Linked DNA regions of Homo sapiens: region 2 is linked to region 1. A link is an interaction called in ENCODE POLR2A ChIA-PET data of the cell type or tissue named here. Cell type or tissue: MCF 10A. All regions are shown on one strand. Each heading gives the region's core, and the rest is flanking DNA. Links, peaks and the distances in the headings are about the cores only.

Region 1 (4,396 bases), core at 107-4,106:
GGATAATTCAATGTCTAAGCCTAAGTATCCTGATTCACACTTCCTCCTTGGTCTTCAAGCCACCTTTAGCTGCTACTCCTCTATCTGATGACCCAACGCCATGCTTTGTGAAAATAGAAGCTACCAGACAACAGCTCCTTTACCATCCTTCCTTTAGTGGAAGCAATGTCCTCATGCCTTTCAGGGCTAATTTTTCACCTGATCTGCAATGATGCCCTCCTTTAACACCCCTCTCTCCCAGATCATTTTCATCAGCATACAAACAGGGCCAACTACCTGATATTAAAAACAACATAAAATTTAAATCCCTGTCTTTTCTTCACATCACCTTCAATTACATCCAAAAATCCCTACCATCCTTCTCAGCAAAACATTACTCATCTCTCTGAACACCAGAGTATTTTTTTCTTTAAAAGGGGGCTAATATTAATAGTTGTCCCATGTGGTTATTAAAAAGTAGACATGGATCCATGAATTCATGTAAAACATATAGAAAGAGCCTGGCCCGAGATGAGCTTTCACTATATGTTAGTGCTTATTACTCTCCAATGCCTTGCGTACTCATGGCCCCGCCTCCTCACTTTATTACTCTCTCTCCCCTCCAGGCTGTCCTCCCTTCCTAATATGTATCTGAAACTGCCTTTGTCAAGGTCACCAGTAAATGACCTGATGCTAAATCAGATAAGTGCTTCCCCTCCCCCCCCAACTTTCTGCTGGACCTCTCCCATCACTCAGCAATGCTGACTGCCCCTCCCCTTTGAAACACCTTTCTCTCCTGCATTCTGTGATTCCATTGTCTCTTGAACTTCCTTCTCAGTTGTCTTTGCTGCCTCCTTTTCTTCCACCAGACAGCCAAATAATGGAGTCTTTTATTCATTGTTTCTGCCCCTTCCTCCAAAATTATCCTCTGGGCCATCCATATGCTGGCAACTTCCCCCATCTCCAGACGAGATCTCTCATGAACTCCAGTCCTGCGTATTCCCCTGTCTGCTTGGCATCTCCACTCTACCATCTCAAGCACTTTAATCCAATGCCAAAAGGAGAACTTTGCCGCCTCCTCACACCTCAAATGATTGTCCCTCAGTCATCCGTGTCTGAAAGATGAGCTTCCAACCACTCCAACTCAGAATCAGCCTTGATTCCTCTGCCCATTAACACCACAGTACAAGTCTCACCAGCTGCCGCTTGAAAACTTGTCTCAAACTGGTGTGTCCTCTCCATCTCCATCCCACCTGGAGGACCACATGAGCCTCCTAACTGGTCTCCCTACTCCACCTCACCTTTCCTCAATGTATTCTCCACTCAAAGCTGGAGGATCTTTCTAAAACAAAATCTAGATCATCTTTCTCCCCTCCTCAATTCAATTCAAAGACTTTCAATGTCTTTACAGTAAAAACAATGCCTCTGTCCATGGCCTATAAAACCCCCATGACCTATCTAAGGCTTGCCTCCCAAGCACTCCTCTTGCCACCCCTTTCCTTGCTCAGGACACCCAAACCCTCTCACCTCTCTCCATTCCTCCAACAGGCTGGATCCTTGCATGTGCTGCTCCTCCTCCTGGGAGCTGTTGCCTCATTCTTCCCATGGCTGTCAGCCGCTTCTTTCCTGTTACGAATATCCTGCCCAAAATATCTCCTCCTCAATTAGGTCTTCTCTGATTCACCCAGTTAACTATGTTGTCAATATTTGTTTTTTTTCTTCTTCCCTACTAAAATAGAGCCCCCAATGTGCAGGAACATTATCTGCCTTGAGCATTACTGTGTCCTGAGTGACTCACATAGTGATGGACTCATTCCTCAGCAAATCTTTGTCCAAGAATTAACAAATTGATACCTTTACCCATAAGCTGCAACATTAATCTCTAGTTACCCCAGCACTTCAGGCCTGTTAGAACTACTGCATAGAGAAGAGAATCATGCAAGTTGCACAGTCAGAAAACTTGGATGTAAATTCACCTTGCAACCTTTATTAATCAAATGACATTAAGTAAGTTACTTAACCTCTCTCAGGCTCAATTTTATCATTTGCCAAATGAGGGTGAGCATAGCAATATAGCCGTCATGGGGCTGCTGGGAGAACTACGCAAGATAATGTGTGTGTCTGTGCTTTAAAAATCACAAGGAACTTTCCAAATAGTTAATGACTAAATAAACCACAGCTTTCCACTTTGGAAGACTGTAAGAGAGTTTAGCCATTTATGAAGACAATGAGGCTGAGTCTCTGGTTGGTGGTTTGCCTGGAGTCACCCTGGCCTGCTGCCCAGGCAGTTAGTAAACTGTCCCTGCGGACTTAGAGTAGACGTGAGATAAACACTATTAGACCTCAGAACCAGAGTGGCACATTGATGGAGAAGCCTAGCAAAGAGGACTGGAATCAAGCTTGATTTGTCTTCCCTCTTTAACAACAGCATTCCCAGCCCAGTTGTGCAAGCTGAATCTTCAGGGTGATCAAATAATTAGGGATTCTTGGGAGAAGTGGATTTGAAAGAGGTATTGAAGGTGGTTCATTGGGTTGATAAGCAGGTGAACTCTTAGTGTAGACTGAGGGATGTAGAGTGACAGAGGAGAGGAGAGCACTCAGTGGGCAGCACGGAGGGGCAGTTGGCACTTTCCTTAGTAGGCCTAGCTTGAGCACACTCTGGTCATTCCTACTTCCTATCCAGGCAAGGCTGTGAATTATCTTCACAGCTACAGAGCTCCTCCCCTTCCTCATGGGTAGGCCATGGACAAGCCAGTCAGTGACAGGGGCCTGTCTTCCACATACATGTATCACAAAGCTTAACATTGGATATGTCAGAGAAAAGGTGCTTGGGCTGAGCTGAGAGGAATGTCCCATGATGATCATGATGGCCTAAGTGAGCAGTGGAAAGGATGAAATTAAGATATATTTAGGCAGGACGGTACCTAGAACTTAGATAATGGAGTGGATGAGGGAAAGGATGAGTTGAGAGAGTCCCAGGGATGTTATCCTGAGAGATGAAGAAGACGTTGATACCATTTACTACGTGAGAGGAACCTCAGGAGGAGTGATGCTGAGGCACCCTGACAATTTGATTCTGGGCTTGTTGGGTCCAAGCATTGATGGGCACCTCTGATGTCTTGAGCCAGTCCCTGACTGGCTGTTTTCTGGCTGAGAGCCAAATTCACCCTTTCCTTTGTCTACACTATATTCTTTCTATTCCATCCTCCTTCCACCTTTCCTAAGTTTTGTGAAGGCTCTAGAGTTTTCAGCATCAAAGACTGAGATGCAAACCATGGGAAGAATATAAGACTGAAAGGAAACCCAGATTTACTCTGTGCCCCATGGAAAGCACTGACCCTGGGCCTCCATTTACTCATCTTCCAAAGGGGCAGTTGGACTGAGGGATCTCTAAGATACCTTTTAACATACGAATCTTGGGTTACAGCATGTTATAGCAAATGGAGTATGGTTTCTATAAAATCAAAAGTCTTGATTTGGTCATTCATGTGATGTGACTATGAAGTTACCTAGCTTCTGCGAGCCTCAGCTTGTCAAGCTGGCAAATAGGGGAAATAATCTAACCTAACAGGGTAATTACAAAGTTTAGAAATTGTAACAGTCATGGGCTAAACTGTTAATCTCAGTAGATTAAAATACAAAGGTTTATTTATCCATGAATTAAAATAACAAAGGTTTATTTCTTACTCATGCTACATGCCTACACTGACTTTTGCTCCAAGTCTTTTTTACTGGAGGCCCCAGGCAGATGTCACCTCCACCATTAAGAACATCACTGATCACCATCATCATGAAGGGTGACAAATTGTTCCCCAGCTCCTAAAGGCTTCTGCTTCCTCTGCTTCCATTTCATTGGACAAGGCAAGTTATATGGCCTCCCCAATGTCTTTTTTTTTTTTTTGCCTGTTGGGAAACAGAAACTCCATGAGCCTAGGAGATCAATTTCCCTCCCTGCCCACAATGTGTGAGTGTATCAAACCCCTGCCATCAATGAACACTCATTTTCTTTCTCTTCCCCTCTCTCTTTCTGTCTTATTCAGGTGAGGCTGCTATAACAAAGTACCATAGACTGGGTGAATTATACACAACAGAAATTCATTTCTCACAGCCCTGGAGGCTGGAAGTCCAAGGTCAGAGTGCCAGCATGGTTGGGTCCTGATGATGGCACTCTTCCATGTTGCAGACTGCTGACTGCTTGTATTCTTTCATGGGGAGAAGGGGGTGGTAGAGCTCACTTGGGTTTCTCCTAAAAGGGCACAAATTCCATTCACAACGGTTTTGTCCTTATGACCTAATTACCTCCAGAAGGCCCCACCTCCTAAATGCTGTCACATTGGGGGTTAAGGTTTCAACATACACATTTGGGGTATTGGGGTCACAGACATTCGGTCCATAATACCTTCCTTCCCTCTGTAAA
Region 2 (4,396 bases), core at 137-4,136, 78 kb before region 1:
GCTCCATGCCTGAGCTGTGTGCCCCCTCACAGTGCCCTTCATTCCCTGTTGTGATTGCTGGCTCTCTAGCATAGGCTCCTTGAGGGAAGGTGCAGTCTGTCTTCCCACCACACCCTGTCTCTTTACAGAGTGTCTGATTCCCAGGAGGAGCCTGATGGATATTGGCAAATAAATGAACCCATCATCAAGCAATTAAACTTCAAATAACTTCATAGCCATTAGCACTTTTCCTTTCATTTTTAATACCAGAAGTAATATATGAACATGTTCTCCTTGTTTAAGCAAAAAAGGAAGAAAAGAAACAGCAGATGAAGTTAAACTCCTCTCTGACTACCACCTTCAGTCCCAGGATCCTTCCCTAGATTTAGTATTATTTTTTGTAACATGTGTGTGTGTTGTGTGTGTGTGTCGTTTGTGGTGTGTTTGCATGTTTGTATTCATGTACCCACATATTACCCAAAGAAAATATGTGATATGATATGGAAATATCCAGGACTAGGCAGGGGTAGGGAAGCAATAAAAAGATCCTGAGAGTCCCTGGACAATACCAGTGAGCACAGGTTGCATAGGGCATAATCCTTCCACCTGCCTATTGCTTGGCATGAGCTGTGGCAGGAGCTAGTCCTAAGGAAGCTGAGAACCCAGGCCTTCTCTGCTGATTCTTAGCAGAGTAAAGTGAGGAGCACATGGCCCACAGGCCTGGGAAGAGATACAGGCCCAGAGCTGCCCAAGAAGCAGAGCTGAATGCTGTGCTGAGGAGTAGCAATTGGTGGACAGGGTCCCCTCCTCTGTGCTACATTTAGGAGGATGCCTGGTTTTAGCCTCATTCATCTATTCTAGGTCTGACCGTGTGATGGGGAGAATGCAGGGCCCCTTGGTTAGCGAGGAGGTTAGCAAGATGGTGGAGTCTCACTTTTCTTTGCAGAAGGTCAACATGGCCTTGTGTATTGGCTTCAGTAAGATTGGGGCTCGAATCCAGCCCTGCTCTGTATCAGTGAGATACAGAGTTGTAAGCAACAGAAAAACACCCAAGCTGACTGAAGTAGAAGAGGATTTGCTGGAGGGATATGAGAGCAGAGGGAGCTTACAGGCCTTGTAGGAGGTTGAACACTTAGGTTTAATTTCTATCCTTGAGCTAATCCATTCAATATTCAGTGATCAGAAAAGTTTAATTGGCCCAGCAGCTTAGTTTATAGTTCTAAAGTAAAATAAACAGCAATGAGTACAAGGTATCCCCAAGTCAACTCTACTAGATTTGTCTTAGATAGGGTTATCCGAGCCTCAACTTCCTTATCTATAAAAAAAAAATAGGCTAGGCATGGTGGCTCACGCCTGTAATCCCAGCACTTTGGGTGGCTGAGGCAGACGGATCACTTGAGGTCAAGAGTTCAAAACCAGCTTGGCCAATATGGTGAAACCCCATCTCTACTGAAAATACAAAAAAAATAGCTGGGTGTGGTGCTGGGTGTGGTGCTGCGTGCCTGTAGTCCCAGCTACTCGGGAGGCTGGGGCAGGAAAATCGCTTAAACCTGAGAAGTGGAGGTTGTAGTGAACCAAAATCATGCCATTGCACTCCAGCCTGGGCCTTGCAGTGAGACTCTGTCTTAAAAAAAAAGAATAGGTCCACTTTGAAGGGGTTTTTAAAGTACCTAGCATGAGTAGGTGATCAGTATTCTTCAGCTTCAAAATGTCCCAGGGACTAGAGCCAGAGTGTGCATCATCTCCAAGTAACCTGGTCACACTAACTCCCTTTCCCAACATCTTTCTAACACATCTTCACTACTTGCAGACTTTCAGTAAAGAATCCCCTAATTATTTAAATAGCATCTCCAAGGATTGCTTCTAGAGATCTAGGGGAAATTCCCACACCAAGTCATTGCTCATGTGGCAGACAGCTTTGAGAACAGGGAAAATACAGCATAGGGGAAGAAATTCAGTAACGGCATAATTTAATGAAAGCAATCTTTCTTTGACTGTCTGAAACCTTATCTGTTTTCTTACACTTTGGAAAAGCGTAGGTGCCATATATTTTTGAAGTCTTTATACAACATAATAAATTTAGACTATTATATGCACGTTAATCATAATGCATCAAATTTTTATCAAGCAACCAAAATAACTAACACTTATGGATTCTGCATTATAATGTAAATCTAGGGCAAGGGGATGAATATTTTAGTAACTGCACTTCTTGCAAGGAGAGAACTTGATCCCCTGGTAGAAATAGGAGGTGGGAAGATTCTCTTTTCTGCCTTTACTCTGATGTATGACTGGTAGGTTTTACAATAGGAAAAGCCTGTGGCTTTGCCGTCTTTCTCTCCTCTTCATCTTCTTGCCTTGACTTTTTTTCTTACTCTTCTCTTGGCCCCTTTTCCCTCATACACTTTCTCCCTCTCTTCCTCTTCAATCCTTCTCTCCTCCCATTTCCCCTTACTTGTGTTTTATATGGCAATACCCACCTATCCCTGGGCCTAATGGGATATGGCAGGCTCATTCTTTGGAATAAAACAGTTTCTTTGGTAAAACATAAAGAGCACATAGAACAAAAGGCAGATAACTCGTTCACAAACACACTTTAACTGTAGCAATTTATCTGTCCTTTTTTCCCATGATAGTTGTTTCTGTGCAGAAGTTTTGGAGAAAGAACCATTGGATAGGGGGTTGGAAATGAATGAGAATTCCTGCTTGGCTTTTGACTAGCTATGTAATCTTGGAGAAACCTGAGACTCCTTGCTTATTTAAGAATTTAGCACAATGCCAGGCATACAGTAAACATTCAGTAGGTGGAGAGAGTCAGTAGAGTATAGCAATAGTGGAGAGAGTCAGTAGAGCATAGCAATAATCATGCACAAGTAACTTACCCTCCCTGTGTTTCAGCTTCCTTATCTTTAAAAATCACAGTAATAGTGCCACCTTTCAAACCGCATTGTTATAAGGATTAAATGTGTTAATTCATATAAAATGCTTAAAACAGTGCTTGACATATGGTGAGTACTCAATATGTATTATCTAATATAAAGTAGGTGTATTAGTTTGGGTTTTGTTAAGAAAGTGGAAACACTAGGTATTTCAAACAAAAAGGGATCTCACAGAGGGAATTAGAGCAGGGGTCCCCAACCCCTGGGGCCTCGGGCCATTACTGGTCCATGGCCTGTTAGGAACTGCACGGGACAGCAGGAGGTGAGCAGGGGGTGGGTGAGCATTATCGCCTGAGCGCCACTTCCTGCCAGATCAGCATTAGATTCTCATAGGCGCATGAACCCTATTGTGAACCGTGCATGTGAGGGATCTAGGCTGTAAGCTCCTTATGAGAATCTAATGCCTGATGATCTGAGGTGGAACTGTTTCATCCCGAAACAACCCGCCTCCCACCCCCATCCATGGAAAAATTATCTTCCATGAAACCGGTCCCTAGTGCCCAAAACATTGGCGACCACGAATTAGAGGATACAAGATCTTTAGAGAAGCAGAAGGGATGAAGGAAAGGAAAAGCCACCACTAGTTCAGGAGGTGAGGAAGTACAGCACTAACGTGGGGGCTTCTCAGGAGGATGCCCAAATGTCGCTGGCCTCATTCCACTGTCTACCCTCTGCTGGAGGGCAGAGGAATTGCTTCCCACTACTGCTTCTGGAGCAATGAGTGCTCTGCTTCTCCTCCCCTTTAAGCTTTTCCACGTGTGCCTCTTTGCTGTGACTCTTACAAAAATTAAAAAACCAAACCTCTCAGTTGCTGATTAGAATGCTAGGAAATTTGGTTCTTGGGTGTTGAGACCCTGTGATTTAAGGGAAAGCATAGAGAAGAGAAAATGGTGCCTGGTTGTCCAAAATCAGACGGAAGGGAAATAATACTAGGAGCTGATGTGAAGATTATATGAGATGTAAAGTGCAAAAGCATTTTGTAAACTTCCAAGTTTTGTACAGATATTAGGTTTTGGTGGTAATGGATGTGAAATAGGAAGAATATACTCAGACAAGACCAGGCAGAAAAACCTGGGAAACTACAGTGAAAGGAGGTCCCACAGATAATCTGACATATTTAATTGACCATATGCCAGGCTCTGTCATAAATGCCTTACATATACTAACTCATAGTCCTTATAAAAACCCATGCAGTAGACATGGTTACTATACCCATTTTACAGATGAGAGAACAGTGGTCCAGAGAAGTGAAGTAACTTAACCAAGATCACGCTGCTGAAATGATCAGGGTACAATCTGAATCCCAGTGATGTGACTCCAGGGTGCAGTTTTTTTAACTCCCACATTCTTGTGGAAGGAGAGGATACACACGCCCAAATCTTCTGACTTTACAGTTTCCCTAGGAGTTTGCTCTGGCTGTAGCTGAGGGTCGGTTACATCTACCAGTGTAGTTTCACATCCTTAGAGAACAGTTTATT

The links. Peaks named below come from ENCODE experiments on the same cell type or tissue, not always from the same donor. Only the 100,000 strongest peaks of a DNase experiment are listed, where the experiment ranks them.
Region 2: POLR2A ChIA-PET joins it to region 1 with 5 read pairs; 2 of 35 experiments call an interaction of 5 or more read pairs at or near these places.

Annotation. Positions count from the first base shown.
Region 1 is chr3:140,290,699-140,295,094 of GRCh38, forward strand. The region is part of intron 2 of CLSTN2 (calsyntenin 2); the gene reads left to right. Among named protein-coding and RNA genes, the nearest start is that of CLSTN2-AS1, 220 kb to the right of the region's middle. In MCF 10A, for the core only: no CTCF peak of the experiment used is centred there; a DNase peak (open chromatin) is centred at 2,213.
Region 2 is chr3:140,212,848-140,217,243 of GRCh38, forward strand. The region is part of intron 2 of CLSTN2 (calsyntenin 2); the gene reads left to right. Among named protein-coding and RNA genes, the nearest start is that of CLSTN2, 280 kb to the left of the region's middle. In MCF 10A, for the core only: a CTCF peak has its summit at 3,587 (motif pointing left); no DNase peak of the experiment used is centred there.